Regions from separate parts of the Homo sapiens genome. Here region 2 is linked to region 1. A link is a contact called in ENCODE Hi-C or POLR2A ChIA-PET data. All regions are on one chromosome and are shown on one strand. The core of a region is the stretch at or near the end of the contact, and the rest is flanking DNA. Distances in the headings are between cores, read along the strand shown.

What was found. A loop is a pair of places that touch in the nucleus more often than their neighbours do. ChIA-PET counts read pairs that join two places held with the same protein, here RNA polymerase II (POLR2A).
Region 2: a map of Caco-2 shows a loop between it and region 1 (7-fold over the local background). The contact joins the promoter of THEM5 here to the promoter of LINGO4 in region 1. A Hi-C loop is called at or near these places in 2 of 168 maps with a recorded cell type or tissue (Caco-2 and HAP-1). POLR2A ChIA-PET finds 5 or more read pairs at or near these places in 12 of 52 experiments (AG04450, CD4-positive, alpha-beta T cell, H1 and 7 more).

Annotation. Positions count from the first base shown.
Region 1 is chr1:151,803,210-151,807,491 of GRCh38, reverse strand. It overlaps LINGO4 (leucine rich repeat and Ig domain containing 4), which reads left to right and starts at 2,073. Exons shown (of 2, transcript NM_001004432.4): 1 at 2,073-2,262. RORC (RAR related orphan receptor C) reads left to right here. Exons shown (of 11, transcript NM_005060.4): 11 at 1-1,421. The coding sequence ends at 20.
Region 2 is chr1:151,851,892-151,856,173 of GRCh38, reverse strand. It overlaps THEM5 (thioesterase superfamily member 5), which reads left to right and starts at 2,462. Exons shown (of 6, transcript NM_182578.4): 1 at 2,462-2,731; 2 at 3,715-3,916. The coding sequence starts at 2,609.

The DNA.
Region 1 (4,282 bases), core at 824-3,323:
CTGTGGGGCTGTCCAAGTGACCTGGAAGAGGGACTCCTTGCCTCTCCCTATGGCCTGCTGGCCCACCTCCCTGGACCCCGTTCCACCCTCACCCTTTTCCTTTCCCATGAACCCTGGAGGGTGGTCCCCACCAGCTCTTTGGAAGTGAGCAGATGCTGCGGCTGGCTTTCTGTCAGCAGGCCGGCCTGGCAGTGGGACAATCGCCAGAGGGTGGGGCTGGCAGAACACCATCTCCAGCCTCAGCTTTGACCTGTCTCATTTCCCATATTCCTTCACACCCAGCTTCTGGAAGGCATGGGGTGGCTGGGATTTAAGGACTTCTGGGGGACCAAGACATCCTCAAGAAAACAGGGGCATCCAGGGCTCCCTGGATGAATAGAATGCAATTCATTCAGAAGCTCAGAAGCTAAGAATAAGCCTTTGAAATACCTCATTGCATTTCCCTTTGGGCTTCGGCTTGGGGAGATGGATCAAGCTCAGAGACTGGCAGTGAGAGCCCAGAAGGACCTGTATAAAATGAATCTGGAGCTTTACATTTTCTGCCTCTGCCTTCCTCCCAGCTCAGCAAGGAAGTATTTGGGCACCCTACCCTTTACCTGGGGTCTAACCAAAAATGGATGGGATGAGGATGAGAGGCTGGAGATAATTGTTTTATGGGATTTGGGTGTGGGACTAGGGTACAATGAAGGCCAAGAGCATCTCAGACATAGAGTTAAAACTCAAACCTCTTATGTGCACTTTAAAGATAGACTTTAGGGGCTGGCACAAATCTGATCAGAGACACATATCCATACACAGGTGAAACACATACAGACTCAACAGCAATCATGCAGTTCCAGAGACACATGAACCTGACACAATCTCTCTTATCCTTGAGGCCACAGCTTGGAGGAGCCTAGAGGCCTCAGGGGAAAGTCCCAATCCTGAGGGACCCTCCCAAACATTTCCATGGTGCTCCAGTCCACTGATCTTGGGTCTGGGGTGATCCAAATACCACCCCAGCTCCAGCTGTCTTCTACCACTAGAAGACCCAAGAGAAGCAGAAGTCGCTCGCACTGGTCAGTCGGAAGGCAAGATCAGATCCTGGAGGACTTTCCTGGCCTGCCCGCCAGCCCTGCTCTTGTTGTGGAGAAGGAAGCAGATGTGATCACATCACCCCGTCATTGGGCACCGCTGACTCCAGCATGGAGGACACCAGGGAGCAGGGCCTGGGCCTGTTTCCCCAGCTGTGATCTTGCCCAGAACCTCTCTTGGCTTCATAAACAGCTGTGAACCCTCCCCTGAGGGATTAACAGCAATGATGGGCAGTCGTGGAGTTGGGGGGGTTGGGGGTGGGATTGTGTCCTCTAAGGGGACGGGTTCATCTGAGTAAACATAAACCCCAACTTGTGCCATTCTTTATAAAATGATTTTAAAGGCAAGAAGTGTGTGTGTCAGAGGGTGGGGGAGATTCTTAAATTAGATTACCTGCATGCCTGCTCTCCAGTCTCATTCCTGGGTCAAGACTCAGGTTTCCAGCTCAGCAATCCATCAGCATTATACAGATCCAACCCACCCTCACCCGACCCCTGCAGTTTCTCCCCAGGTGGAGCAGTCCCTCAGTGAGGACTGTGAACGAATCTTCAGGAACCCCCACTGTAGGAGCCTCAAACTGAGCCCCACGGGAGATGCTCTAGACTGAGAACTTCCCATAAATGATACCCACGGGGAACGTTTAGATTTAGAGGTTGCACAGAATTGCTCCACATCTGGGAGACCAAAAGACAGTCCTCTGGAAGGTGGCTGGCCCAAGCTCCCCAGTGGGGGAATCAGGATGTCAGAGAGATCCTCTAGAACCTGCTGTTCTTGCTATTGCATGACCCCTCCCTGGCACCAGAGCCTCCCTCCTGGCTCCCTCCCCTGTCACTTGCCAGCCTGTAGTGGTGCTTGCTGCAGCCCTCCCTGGTTGCTTTATTTATTTATTTTGCACCAACAGGGTTGCTGCAGACTCATTCTTGCCTGGTTTAAAAAGAGAGAGAGAGAGAGAGGAAAAAAAAAAAGGAGAAATGCTTTCTGGCTCTTTTCTCCACCTCAGTCTTGGCAGCAGCGGCCGCAGCAGCAACAGCAGCAGCAGCAGCGGCAGGCAGCAGCCGGGCAGCCAGGCAGCGGGGGTTGAGGCACACAGGGAAGGTGCAGGGGCCTGAGGTGCAGCTCGAATGGGACAGGGCCCCCAGCGCTGGACAGATGCAGTGCCAAACTTGATGCCACCTTCCAGCTTCTCCGGTAAGTGCCCCCACTCTCTGTCCCAAAGATGCAGCCGCCCTTTTCCATAACATTCTCCGAGACAGGCCAGACTAGGGGCCAGACAGGCCCCTCAAGGCAAGAGGGTTTGGGCCCCCACACTGCTAACAATTAATCCTGGCCCCATGGGACTTTGAGGGGGAAACTCAAATATCCCAAGTACCCCTGGGTGGAAGGGCTCCAAGGAGACCTCCCTTCCATCTCCCCAGTGCTTCCCCTTCCTCTGGAAGGGTTTTTCTCCACAATCGGTGTGGATCTTCCAGAAATCTTTCCCCCAGGAACCCTCTCCCCACACAGTTCCCATTTGTCAGTCAGGTGTGCTTTAAAGAGGATACAGGATACCCAGGTTCAAAAGTGTCTCTGGACTGCCACATAAAGACAAGAAAAAGGCTCCCTACCCTTGAGGGGTGATGCCTTCAAGGGTCATGTCTTGGTGATGTCCCCACCCCACTGAAGGGACAAAAAAGTGGTTCTGACATCTCGCTTCCTGCAAAGTGGCCGGAAGCCGGTCCTGCAGCCATGGAGGTTGGCAAGGGAAATTTGTGATTAAATTAGCCACCTTAGAAATAAAATAGGTTGCTCCAGCTCCCTCAGCCCCTGGCCCAGCGGACTCAGGGGAAACTCACAGGAGCAGGAAGGAAGAAAGCTGGGTTACATGCTTCACTGCACTTTTGCTGAATGCAGAGCGAGGATGGGCAGGAACTGCAGCAGTAGTGATGAAGAGCTAGCTGTCAGGTGGACTTCCCAGAACAAGCCTAGGGAGAACAAGGGAGGCTGGGCCATCTTTCCCGGGAGAGCTCTGGGCATGCCACAGAGACCTGTTAGGTCAGTTTGGGGCGAGAAGAGTCTGCTCTGCAGTCTTTGCCCCACGTTATTCTTTTTCATCCCCAAGCCTCACACCAGTTTTCTGCATCCCTCTGCTCTTTTGGCCTCTTTCTTTAGTTTCCCAACTAGGACAATCCTCTCAAGTGGCTGTAGGATAGCCACTAGAATGATCCTTCTAGGAGGTGGAGAGTGGGAAGGAAAGGGGAAGAAATGACCATCTCTTAAACTGCCTCTCCTAAGTTCCACATGAGAAAAAACAGGGCATGTAGTAGAAAGCTGACCCTGTAGAGCCCAGAGAGCCTGAAGCCCACAAGCCCAAAGGTGATCAGGATTGCCGCTCAGCAGAGACTCAGACGCGCTGTATCCCAGAGAGCATCCATGGGCTTTTGCTCCTATCTCTGTAGCCATCCCTTGCCAATTCCAGTACTTCCTCTGCCTTGGGGTCCCTGTTGACATCTAACAGGATGAGTCAGGGGCCCTCATCACCTAGAGGGCCCCTTCTCCTCTGTCACCTCAGCCATTGTAGTCACCATCTTCCTGAGGGTTCCCGGAACCTGGTACCCAGAAACTGACTATAAGTCTACAGGCTCTGCACACTGTCTGTGCCCAGATACCTGCTGTGCCAGCCAACGGCTCCCTTCCTCCCCATCCTACAGCACTTGGTCAGATGCTGTCTCTCCTCACTTATCTATGCTCCCTGGTCCACAATCTGTCTCTTGGGAATTTCTCAGGCAGCTCAGGCCAAAAGGGACAAGAGCTCTCCCTCAGATCCACACACTGGACCAGAATCCAAACACCATTAAGGAGGGATATGAGGGAAGCCCAAGACTGAAGACCAAGCAACAGAACTCAAAACCTGGGCATCCTTTGGGTCTCTCACACACCCCAACTTCAATTGCAGTAGAGAAGCAGTTGCCCCTGGGCTCTTGCAGGGGATTCCCAGCTTCCCAGTCAAGTGCCTCCTGCATCCTATGCCACAGCTAATGTACAGCTTGGCAGTTGTCCACACAGGCATTTTGGGGAGATTGGATCTTGTTAGTCCAGGGCTCAGGCCCTGGGCCAGGCTGGAAGAGGGCTCAGCATGGGGGTGGAGCTGAGGCCTGCATGTTTCCCAGCCTTGGGTGAGCTAGTCAAGGTGAGGACCTCTCCAGTCAGGACAGGGAACTCTGGGCCAAGG
Region 2 (4,282 bases), core at 1,213-3,712, 48 kb before region 1:
AACTTGTGGCTTTGCATAGCTGGTGGCCTTGTAGCTGCGTGGAAAGAAAAAACAAGAACTGGCTAAATACAGACAGACATTTGTCCTTTTTTTTTTTTCCTTCACCCTTGCTCCAGACGGGGGATGTCTGGAGCCTATTCCTTTGGTTTCGACTTCTCGAAGAGCATTATCTTATAATTGTCTTTGAAGTGAGCTTGCTAGGCAGAGAAAAACTTGCTCTTCCTTTCTTTTTAACCTTTGCCTTGCCACATTCTGGGCCTTGGCTTTTACTTCTCAGACTAGGTCACTATGACCTTCTTATAGCCTTGTCTGTTACTTTTCTTGGAGTGAATGAATGTAGTACTTACTATCTTTTTTTAATTTCTGCCTCACAGCAACGGCTGCGGCCCAGGGCTGAAAATGAGTGCTGCCAGATATTCTCACTTATCTGGGGATGGCAACCAACTCAAATATCTTTGCTTAGACCCAGAGGCTGAATCAACCAAAAAAACTTCCAGCTGGGCGTGGTGCCTCATGCCTGTAATCCCAGCACTTTGGGACGCTGAGGCAGGCAGATCAGCCAAGGCCAGGAGTTTGAGACCAGCCTGGCCAACATGATGAAACCCCGTCTCTACTAAAAATATAAAAACTAGCCGGGCGTAGTAGCAAGCGCCTGTAATCCCAGCTACTTGGGAGGCTGAGGCAGGAGAATTGCTTGAGCCTGGGAGGCAGAGGTTGCAGTGAGCCGAGATGGTGCCACTGCACTCCTGGGCAATAAGAGTGAGACTCTGACAAAATAACAACAACAAAAAAAAATGGTTCCCCCAGTCCTTGAGGAAGTTTAATTCAAACCTTTGCAGGAGGTGAGGGGAAATATTTATATTCTAGTCTTCTTCTAGGGCAACCAAATACAGAGGGTGAACCAAATCTTTTAAATTTCCGCATTAAATCAGTTTCATCTTTTGGAACCTGCCAAAATGTCATAATCATCACAACTATTATTATCGTCATCATCACTGTTATGATTCCACCTTTGCACAGTTCTGATTTTTTTTTTTTTAAGACAAGGTCTCACTCGGCCTCCCAAAATGCTGAGATTACAGCCTTGAGCCACTGCGCGAGGACTGATCTTTAGAACATGCTTTTATTTTAGTCAATTTAAAACTGAGACTTTTAATTGAAAATTGGCAGTTTAAATTCAATAGAAGACACACCACCACCAAATCCCACTGCCTTGCAGATGTTGGCTGAGTGTCCCTTCCCACTCAACAAAGCCTCACTGCCGCGCCCACCTCACTCCCAGCACTGCCTGCTGACATGAGCCACTCCCTGGGCACGGGGTTCCCAAAACATGAGAGTATCCCTGCCAAGCTGTTTCCTCCCAAATTATTTTCTGCCCTCCCTGTCAAGCCCTCCCCCACCTCCAACTCCTATCCCCAGCCAGAGACCAGCAGGTGAAACTCTCCTGTGCTAACCCTTGTCCGGGATATAAGAAGAGGTGTTGGCCGGGTGCGGTGGCTCACGCCTGTAATCCCAGCACTTTGGGAGGTCACCTGAGGTCAGGAGTTCAAGACCAGCCTGGCTAACATGGCAAAACCCCATCTCTACTAAAAAAAATATACAAAATTTAGCTGGGTGTGGTGGTGTGTGTCTGTAATCCCAGCTACTCAGGAGGCTGAGGCAGGAGAATCACTTGAACCCAGGAGGCGGAGGTTGCAGTGAGCCGAGATCACGCCATTGCACACCAGCCTGGGCGACAAGATTGAAACTCCGTCTCACCAAAAAAAAAAAAAAAAAAAAAAAAGAGGTGTCTAAGGCTGTGAGTTGGTTTTCTTTTTTTTTATTTTTTTATTTTTATTTTTTTGAGACGGAGTCTCGCTCAGTCGCCCAGGCTGGAGTGCGGTGGCTAGATCTCAGCTCACTGCAAGCTCCACCTCCCAGGTTCACGCCATTCTCCTGCCTCAGCCCCCTGCGTAGCTGGGACTACCGGCACCCGCCACCACGCCCGGCTAATTTTTTGTATTTTTTTTAGTAGAGACGGGGTTTCACCGTGTTAGCCAGGATGGTCTCGATCTCCTAACCTCGTAATCCGCCGCCTCGGCCTCCCAAAGTGCTGGGATTACAGGCGTGAGCCACCGCACCCGGCCTGTGAGTTGGTTTTCTGAGTCACAAAATCATACCAGAGTTTTCAGAGTCCGGTATACACTGCAGAGCACATACCAAGAACACTCCACCAGCACCCTCCAATCAAGGGACAGGCTTCCCTTATCCTTCTGGAAATATTCTTGGATTCTCCCTCAGAACCCCCAGGCAGCTCTCCAAGGCTCTATATACCCCATACTATTTGTTTATGTACTTGTTTACTCCTTTTGCAACTCAAGCCAGTCCTGCTGCCTTTTCATGCCCAAGCAGCATCTGTCCCTCCCCAAGCACTGGGTGGGGCTCCTAGACCAGCTAAAGGCGCCGAGCATCTGTGGGTGTTGCAGCACACCAGCCCAGCCTCGCCTAGCTCTCTGAAAGAAAGCCTGCAACAGAAGGGAGAGAAGCGGCCCCAAGTGCAGCTGAAAGCACTCCTTGGGAGTCAGCCAAGACCCTCCATCCAAGCAGGGCTGGATCCTTGCACTTGGCCATGATAAGGAGATGCTTCCAGGTGGCAGCAAGACTTGGCCACCACAGAGGCCTTCTTGAGGCCCCCCGTATCCTGCCCAGACTCAACCCTGCCTCAGCATTTGGATCCTCCACAGACTCCATGGTGAGTTCCCAGCTCAGCCAGATGGGCAGTGTTTTCCCAGGAGCCTAGGGCTTAAGGAGCACCCCAAATCTCCTCTTCCCAGCCCATGGCCAGGGCAGGTGGGCAGTGTTCGGAGGAGCTATTTGATTTGGCAAAGAGAAAGTGCTCTGGGATACCAAGTTGCCCCCATTCAAAACTAAAACTACCAGGAGACCTGCATCTGGCTCTGTGTCTTGTGTGGCCACCAACAAATGACTTTCCTCCTGTGGGACTCAGACTACTGCAGCAAAGCTGGGGTATCCCCAGACAGAGGACCCCATCTGTGGCATTGGCAAGCAGCTCACATGCTGTCTACAGTTGTGACTGGTGTATGAGCAGGTGACGCTACAGAGGACTTCCTTACGTCACACAGATGGGCACATAGTCTGTGCCCCAGCCATGGCACCACACCTCTGTGGGGGCCCAAATGTGTTTCAAAGGAGCCACCCTGCCCAGGCAGGCCCACAGCAGTGGGCAGAGCTGGAGTAGCCCCTGAGGTGGGGGTTGCTAGAATGGTCCTCAACAACTGTGACCCTGCCCTGCAGAGGAGACAGCATCTAGTGCGACCACCAGCTCTCACAGTCACATGCTTGGCAACCTTGGCCGTATTCCCTCAGTTTCCCCATCTGTACAGTGAGGCTAATATGAGCAGTTGTCAACTTTAAAGAACTGCTCACATGTTTTAAGCAGAACAAGGGTAAGGCACCACATCGAGCAGCATGCCCATCATCTCTGGCCCCACTCCCTGCCCGCCCTTCCCTTGCTCTTTAGCATCCTTATGCCCCGTCACCCATAGGGGTCCGCAGCCCCCCTGCAAGGAATATGGGCCCTTTCCCTTGGATCGATACTCTGGCAGAAGGGATTGAGAAGCCCCAGCACCCAGGAACAGCTGTTTAGAGGTCCCGAGCCCAGGCAGCAGCCCCCCTCCAGGATGCTGTCTAGTCATTCTGATTTTTCCTGCCCAGTTCTCAAGATTCTTGCCAGAGAAGACAGACTTGAAGGATTATGCTCTTCCCAATGCCAGCTGGTGTTCGGACATGCTGAGCCTGTACCAAGAATTTCTGGAGAAGACTAAGTCTAGCGGCTGGATCAAGCTGCCCTCCTTCAAGTCCAACAGAGACCACATCCGGGGACTCAAGCTCCCATCTGGACTGGCAGTTTCCTCAGGTAAGGACAGGACCATGAGTACACACACCCCAGCCGCCCTTCCCTGTGTTCTAAGACTGAGAAGCAACTTCACAGACCGCCTTCCAGTTCTCAGCGAGTTCTTCCTGCTGTCCAACTCCACCCCTGATGCTGCAGCCCCAGGCAACAGGCGGCGGGTGTCCTCTCAGGTCTCCAGCTCCCCTCCTCCCATCTGAAGCAGCACACCCTGGTGGGCCCACCTTCGCTCCCAGCCAAGCATGTCCCCACTGGAGGACAGCCAGCCCAGCTCCTGCCCCGACTTCTCACTGACTGCCCCTCCCTAACTATCAAGCCTCATCCCAAGCCTTCCGCCCCAACCCCATGAAAGCCCTTGGACCCCACACCCCT